Regions from separate parts of the Mus musculus genome. Here regions 2 and 3 are each linked to region 1. The links are chromatin loops, found by intact Hi-C in ENCODE. Cell type or tissue: left cerebral cortex. All regions are shown on one strand.

Region 1 (2,500 bases):
AACGAGAAGCTAAATTCTCTCATCCCAACAGCCTGGATGCGGAGAAGGTAAGGGAGACGGGAGGACTCAGAACACAGATACTGTCACCCCACTTCACAAGGACACCCCGAAAGCTGTCCACACAGAGCCATACAGAGGGAAAAACGGGGCTCCAGCACTTTCCTGCCCTTAGGAGAGGGAGAATGGGAGAGAGAAGAAGCATCTGCCAGCAGCTGCCCTGCTTCCTGTCCATGGCAAAAGGCCTTTTGTGTTGGTTCCTTGGAGCCTCTGAATCCTGTGACTAAGCCAGCCATCAAGCAAGCTGAAGCACTGGTCTTCAGCAAGAACACTTCTGTGAGGTGACAGCTTTAACCGGCATGGCCTGGCTTCTTAAAAGACTTTGACACCAGGGTTTTGGTTTGTGTTTGTTTTTTAATCTTGCTGGAATAGCAGCTTATACAGGGAGGAAGCAGGGATGGTGGGGGCGGGGCGAGGGGGGGAGGTAAGGATGATATGGGATGGGAATGAATAGGGTGGAGCTCCCAACTTCTAAGGACTTGGTGGTCTGTGCCGCTTTGTCTCTGGACGCCGACCCCAGATTTCCAGAGCCTTAGCAGACTTGTACTTCCTGTGTCCCAATCCTTTCTTCTCCCTCTGGGAGGCAGCCGTGCAACAGGGCTATTATGTATGGCGTTTGCATCCGTTCAACCCACCACCTCCCCAAGGAGCAGAGGGGCCCCAGAACCTCTCATCCTGGATTAGAATACTGCTCCACCCCCTCGTCCTGACACCTGCCTGGGATTCACTTAGTCTCGGCAAGAACTCCCAAATTCCAAATTCCAAAGCCGAGTCTTCATGTTCTTCCCTGCCAAGAAGGCAGAGAGGGGCTCTGAAAGCCACACCCTGGGCTTCTGGCATGTCTTTCCTATACTGAATTGTCAGCAGTAAAGCACCTGGTCCATTACTGAATTAACAGTCTCCCCAAAGATGCTTCATACAGAAGTGGTGGTTTGCTTTGGGGATCTGTTTATTGGTTTTTTGGTTTTTTTTTTGTTTGTTTGTTTGTTTGTTTTGTTTTTAACCTAACCTAAACCAGAACACAGTTCTCATCCAGGCTGTACCAGTTAACTCCACAACCTTAAAGCTGCGAGCCTTATATGGATGGTGATTTCTCTAAAAAGGAAAATTATGCTGCATCACTTTTCTTTCTATCTTTTTTTTTTTTTTTTTTTTTTTTTTTTTTTTTAAGTTCTGCAGCAGGAGGCCTTTACGCAATGCGGGATGTTGGCGAGCCGGGCTTTTGCTGCCCCCTCGTGGCGGCGAGTGTGTATCGGTTTAGAGGCTGCAACTGCGGTAGCTTAGCGGGCAATGCGGTGGGCATAGATGATTTTGTGCAGAGTTCTGAGGAACATGGTTGGCTCTGGTTCAAGGGTGAGAATTACACATTTACAGCTGGGTCTAATGCCTTCCCAGCTACCCATCACCAGGGCAGGCCAGGTTCAGCAGATCTTAGAGGATCCTACCTAGATCACGTAAACCTAGTACCCGCTTCCTCACAGGGCGCCCTCCCTGACCACTACGTCGGGGAGGAAGAGGCACGGAACAGATAGTGTGCTTTTTCTCAGGCCCTACAGTCTCCCGCGGAAAGCAAACGGCTCCAAAACCTAAGCTGTAGAGGGAGAGAAAGAGGTCTCCACTCGAGCCCTGACATGCACACCGCGAAGACTCCGTGCCCGACTTTTCCCCGTCGAGGGCCTGGAGAGAACCCCCTCAACCACCTAAAAGCAAACACGAATAAGAAATTGGTGATGGTGATGACGATGACGATGACGATGATGATGATTTCGCTGAAAATTAGTCCGAGGATTACTGGCTGTCCTCTGTGACACAGAGCCCCAGCTTAGGGACATTCGCACAAGACCTCCCCCAGACTTTTAATAACCAAGCTATGAACTTCCATTCCTCAGAAGGATAGGGGGCAGGACGTTGGATCAATTTGGTTTACCACGAACCGGGAGTTAATGAATAAACCGATTCCCTTTTTTGAGAAAGTAATTTTTGGCCCGGACTGCTCTTGGAACTTCCCTGTGGCCTGTGCTTCTGTTAATGTGTAAGAAGATACTGAGTTGGGCTTCTCATATTCGCTGTGGTATATGCTGTTACAGTTTAATAAAGTACCATGTGGTAGAATTTCATTCAAAAATTTTTTCCACAGATTTATCCCAGGGAATCTAAGAGTCAAGTCCTGGAGAAAGTCTTGTTTAGGTTGACCACACACAGAGAGGGGATGTGAGGTGTCCACTTAAATGGCACCCAAAAATATCAAAGCTTAGTGTCTGGAGGAGATAGATGTGGATGGTGGGATGGCTCAGTGGGTAAATGCAAGTCTGATGATCTGAGTTCAATTCCCAGAACCCTCCTAAAAATGGGAGGAAGGAACTGACTTCACAGATTTGTAGATGGTGGTAGATGTTCTACTGAGTACAACCACAGAAGAAACATGTCTGCAAGCAACACTCAG
Region 2 (2,500 bases), 430 kb before region 1:
CAGGTGGACCTGGGTTGTATTAGAAAGCCAACTTAGCCTGAGTCAGAGAGAACCAGGGGGTAGTGTTTTCCTCAAGTTTCTGTTTCCATTTCTGACCATAGTTGGGTGCTGAACTATGACGTGGAAGTAGAAGCTGAAATAAATCTTTTTCTCCTCTAAGTTGCTTTTGATTATGGTGTTTATCACAGCAACAGAAATCCATCTAGGACAATGATATATGGTGACTTGGAAGACCTGGAAGGAAGTGGGGGAGTTGAACAAGTGAGGGGGAGACTAGGAAAGGAGGAGGGACAGTCCTCCACTCAGAACTCAAACTTGAATGGAGGCTGGACCTTGGAGCTGGAAGGACATTATTTGAGCAAGAGCAAATGGCTCTGAGCCCAATGTCAGTAAACATAATTCCTGTGCATATCAAATGAGGTCTCTTTAATCAAAATCAAAGGGTTATGTATTGATCAGGTGACAGAAATGTGACCAGACAGGCATCTAGCCCGGCATGTCTTCTTGGAGCCATCAGTTGTCATTAGCCATCAGTTGTCATTGCTTGCAGTGACTTTGTGAAGATTGATTGTCATGGATAGTGGGAACTGACTGTGTTTGTTGTCCTGGGGTCAGGCAAAACTGTATACTCAATGTTAGGCGTTGTGGTAGAGGTGAGCAATAGTGTGATCAGAGCGAGACACAGTTAATGCTTTCAAGACTACAGGTCTTGGGAAGTACAGATACCCATTGTCTCCTCACAGAAGTGATGCCTGAGAAGAAAGGGAATTATGACATGTTGGGGGAGGATGTAACAGAAGGAATAATCTACAGAGAGGTACGATTATTCTCCCATGTACAGGGGACAGAAAGGCACAGAATGACAAAGTAATTTGTCCCAGATTCCCTCCTCCCACTGGGTACAACTGCTTCTGGGGGTGGAAAAATGTTAGGAGGTTGGAAGGCAGGAGCGATGAGTAATCTCAATATAAAAGGAATCTTGATTTTATTGAGATTCATTTAAATACCGTGGTAGAGAAATGCAGAGTGTCAGCAGCCCCTGCCAGTACAGACAGATGATGAGCCTGCCTTCCATCGGAGGCAGCAACAGAGATGAGGGAGTATATTTTCTAAGCACACCATCATTTGCAGGTTTTCAGTAAATCTCACCAAGAGAACGCTATGCAAATTCATCTTAGTCTAAAACCAGGAATTCCATAGAGAAAGCTTTTCCTTCTTTTATCTATTCTTACTTCAGCTGGGCTGTGTTTTTCCCCAGGTCCATGGTTTCTGCAACTGAGCTCTGTCCAATTTTATGATGAGGTTTGGTGTCAATGGCTTTTAGTTAACAAGAGTAAGAGATAACATGGGAGAAAGGCAAGTCATAGATAGTTTCCTCTCTTATTCTTGAGTTCTAGAGATTCACTTTGTTCTCAGTAATGGCTAACAAGTCCTCAGGGATTTTGGCCCCATGTGCACTAGGAATGGAATAATCTATAGAGAACACTCACGTAAGACCAATGACACCCCTCTTTGGCTAAAAGGAAGTGGTATTTCCCACAGCCAAAGTAGAAAGTACAAGCAAAGAGAAGGATCAAGAGTTCTTCTGGGATGGGGAGAGGAGAGGAGCCTTTGTTGGGTGGAGACCTTAGTGAACAGCCTAACAAAGCAGCCCTGTTTCCACACCAAGAAGGACCACTTGAGCTCAGGTACTTGAACCAGGTTTGGATTCTCATCGCCTCTCTTCTGCTGTTTCTGCTGGGGTCCTTCAGACCCAGCTATTGTGTATGTGATGCTGGCCTTCCTCCCTGCACTTCTTCACAGTACAGCAGTCCCTGAAGTGGATGGAAATGCATAGCAATGGGTTTTCTGATAGGAACAGACTCTTGAGAAAGAAAATGATTTGTTCAAGGCTCTCCATCCAATGAGCAGCATGGTTGTGACTTAAAGTAACAGTTAAAAAGTGACATAAAAGATAGAAAAAAATGGGAAAAAAACCTTTTTTCTGAAGCACTGATATTCCCTTGTACTGAAAGATTGATCAGTTTCTCTAGAAACTCATAATTTAAAACTCAGTATCTGAGAAATCAAAAACAGCTAATTAAATCCAACGGAAAGAACAAATAAAAATAAATGTTGGGATTCAACAATAGGATTGAACCATTTGATTAAAAAAAAAAAACTTCCATTCCCCTAAGTCAATATAGTTTCTAACTAACTAAATACATATCCTTATACCCATGGGCAAGTGTAGTTCTCATTCGTCATCAAAGAAGCTCCCTTTTGCAACAGATAGAGACTATTGCAGAGATCTGAAACTGGTTGAAATTCAGAGAATAAGTGACCACTGGGTGTTCAGCCATGACTGTTACATCTGCAATCCTAATCTCTACATCTTAAGTTCAGGGAAAATCATGGGAGAAGAGGAAGAAAGACTATGAGTAAAGGACCAGGATCCCTGCTGCTAGATAGTGTCTCTAGATGTGACAGGAGAGCTGTACCCATGAAATCTCAACAGTAT
Region 3 (2,500 bases), 330 kb before region 1:
CAGTCTGTGACTGGGTCTAGGAATAATCAACGTGAGTCTCCAGAATGAGTCCCCCCACCCCCCACATGCAATCCTAAGAGATTTTTTATTTTGAGAGTCTAAGCCTTGTGTCCTGAAATACTTCCAAACACATCCTAACCACTAGCTGGGTGACCTTGAACAGATTTCCCTTTAAGCATCAATGGTCTCATTTGTAAAGTTGGGGTGACGTGTTCCTTGAAGAATGTGAAGGTGACATTCAATAAAGCAAGTATAAACGTGTGCATGACAGCCAGACACACTAACAGAAGCGAGCAGGTGGGCGTGGTGTGTTTGGCTCAGGAAGATTTTCAGGCACAAGGAAGATTTGCAGGGCGTAGTAGGGAAGCCTGACCCAAAACATAGGGACATGGTGCTTTGAATGCAAATTGCCCTCATAGGCTCATGTGTTTGCATGCTTGGGCTGTAGCTGGTGGACTGTTTGGGGAAGGATTGGGAGGTATGGCCTTGTTGGAGATGTGTCATTTGGGTAGGCTTTGAGGTTACAAAAGAACACTCTGCTTCCGAGTTAGTGGAAAAAGCATCTGCCCCCAGGGAGGCCAGTTTCCCATCAAGCCATTGCTTCTGTCTCTTGTTACTGTGACTCCCTACAACCTGCATGTCCATTTGACTAGACTCTGATGGACTTCTGGTCGACCAAGACCACCCAGGAGCCAGAAGATAGCAGGGCATAAAAGACAACACATAAAAATCTCCCAGGGCACAGTCCAGGAAAGGAAAGACATCTAGAAAGCGAAGAAAAGACAGATTTTTTTCATTTCTGTTTTAGTGACTGGCTTTGTTCTAAGCATGTTACATGGATTGTGTCCTTTGCTTCTCATGATAAAAACAAAAGTATAGGTATGTATGTGTGAGTGCATAAGTATGCATAGACACACACAGATGGAGGGTGTTAAATTTCTCTGGCAAAGCAGTAAAAATGTCTCTCTTGCTTAGACGAAGGCAGCCTACTGACGTAGAGTTAAATTATTTCGGTAGGTGTTAATATTGCAGCTTTTAAAGAAGCTGCGGTAGAAAATAGGACTCATTAATGTGCAGTGTGCTGAGCTCCAGGCTGTGGACAGGGACAGGGACAGCAGGCAGGCTGAGCTATTGCCTCTGCTGCAGTTCTCAGTTCTGCTCCGTCACTGCCTGCGTGGGTGGTGTGTGATCAGGAGACAGGTGGCCTGCTTCTGAGAGCCACGGGAATGGCTGTACTTTGACCAACAGCAGGGACACTGGCAGAGGAGCTCTTCCCCATTCTGCCTTGTATTGGGAAGACCAGAAATAATCTCAGGAAATAAACACACACTGTAGTTTGTGCTCCTAGACCTTAGTGTGCCTAACAGCCAACACAAAGCTCATTAAAGAGGCAGGTTCCTGGGTGCCAGCTGAAGGACTTCATTCAGTTAAGCTGATCAGGGATTTAGTAATCTGTCTTTCAGTTACTTCTTCAGGGATGCAGGGTTGTCTATTAGTTCAGTGTAATTCTTTTGAGTGAAAATGTGGTGGGTGTCAAGCTGATAAAGACAGGAAGATTCTCTGGTGACCAGTTACCGTATTTAAACCCATTGATGTAAAGCACATTGTAGAAAGGTGTTAAGGGAGTAAGTAGACCAATGCGAGAATGTGTACACATAGTTAAAGGGTCATGAGCGTGGGTGTGGGTCTTAGCCAGATGTGATCAGAGTACTCTGCAAACGGAAACAACAGGAGACAGAATCGATGATGGTATAGAAAGACTGGCCTCCCTAGGGGTGGGAGGTGAGCGCTTCTTCCAGTAACTTCTAGCCTTATCCATCTCATCTTCAGGATGATCAGAAGGCCGGAGTCAGTAAATATAATATGAATTGTCTCTCCCGAAGTTGGAATGGACCACCTTCGTTCTCTAAAGGAGATACTTACCCTGTAATAAGGTGTTACGTCCTCTGAGAGACCTGACAAATACATTGGAATTGATCATCTAAATAAATAAATAAATAAATAAATAAATAAATAAATAAATAAATGGGAGAGTGTTTTTAAGATCTTTTGTACTAGCGGCATAGGCTTGTATGTGAAGATCTCCTCACCCACTGTTCTCTAACTGTAAACATCACTGAACCTCTCAAAACCTAAGCCTATACGTCAACTAAATGGAAATGATGAAAGGTGGAGTCTGTGCCCAGGAACACAAATATGAACTGGGATCATATTAATCCCCAGGGAAGAATATATATTTCTTGTTTCTCTGGTGCCTGCTGGATTATGTGGTGTCTATACGTATTATATAAAATGATGCACACGTGAAAGGTACTGTTATTACTTCACACACAATTAAGCTTGAGCTATTATAAAGGTGACTTGAATTAGGAGATTTGTCATGGAATGGCATCACAGGAGCGCTTTCTGGTTGTTTACTATCCCTCCCCAATTTTCCCATTCTTGAATCCAGAACTCTCTTTGGGACATTCTGTTAGCATGCTCTTCATTGCGAACTTCA

Evidence for each region. A loop is a pair of places that touch in the nucleus more often than their neighbours do. Peaks named below come from ENCODE experiments on the same cell type or tissue, not always from the same donor. Only the 100,000 strongest peaks of a DNase experiment are listed, where the experiment ranks them.
Region 2: a loop joins it to region 1, with 4 times the contacts of the local background. A loop is called at or near these places in 4 of 42 quality-filtered maps.
Region 3: a loop joins it to region 1, with 2.3 times the contacts of the local background. A loop is called at or near these places in 3 of 42 quality-filtered maps.

The regions. Positions count from the first base shown.
Region 1 is chr1:165,119,256-165,121,755 of GRCm38, forward strand. No RefSeq gene overlaps it. Among named protein-coding and RNA genes, the nearest start is that of 4930568G15Rik, 29 kb to the left of the region's middle. In left cerebral cortex, a CTCF peak has its summit at 1,298 (motif pointing left); DNase peaks (open chromatin) are centred at 297, 772 and 1,280; H3K4me3 peaks cover 357 bases; H3K27ac peaks cover 827 bases.
Region 2 is chr1:164,688,554-164,691,053 of GRCm38, forward strand. No RefSeq gene overlaps it. Among named protein-coding and RNA genes, the nearest start is that of Dpt, 110 kb to the right of the region's middle. In left cerebral cortex, a CTCF peak has its summit at 1,057; a DNase peak (open chromatin) is centred at 979; H3K27ac peaks cover 1,593 bases.
Region 3 is chr1:164,786,814-164,789,313 of GRCm38, forward strand. No RefSeq gene overlaps it. Among named protein-coding and RNA genes, the nearest start is that of Dpt, 8.6 kb to the right of the region's middle. In left cerebral cortex, a CTCF peak has its summit at 1,021; DNase peaks (open chromatin) are centred at 281 and 1,157; H3K27ac peaks cover 1,653 bases.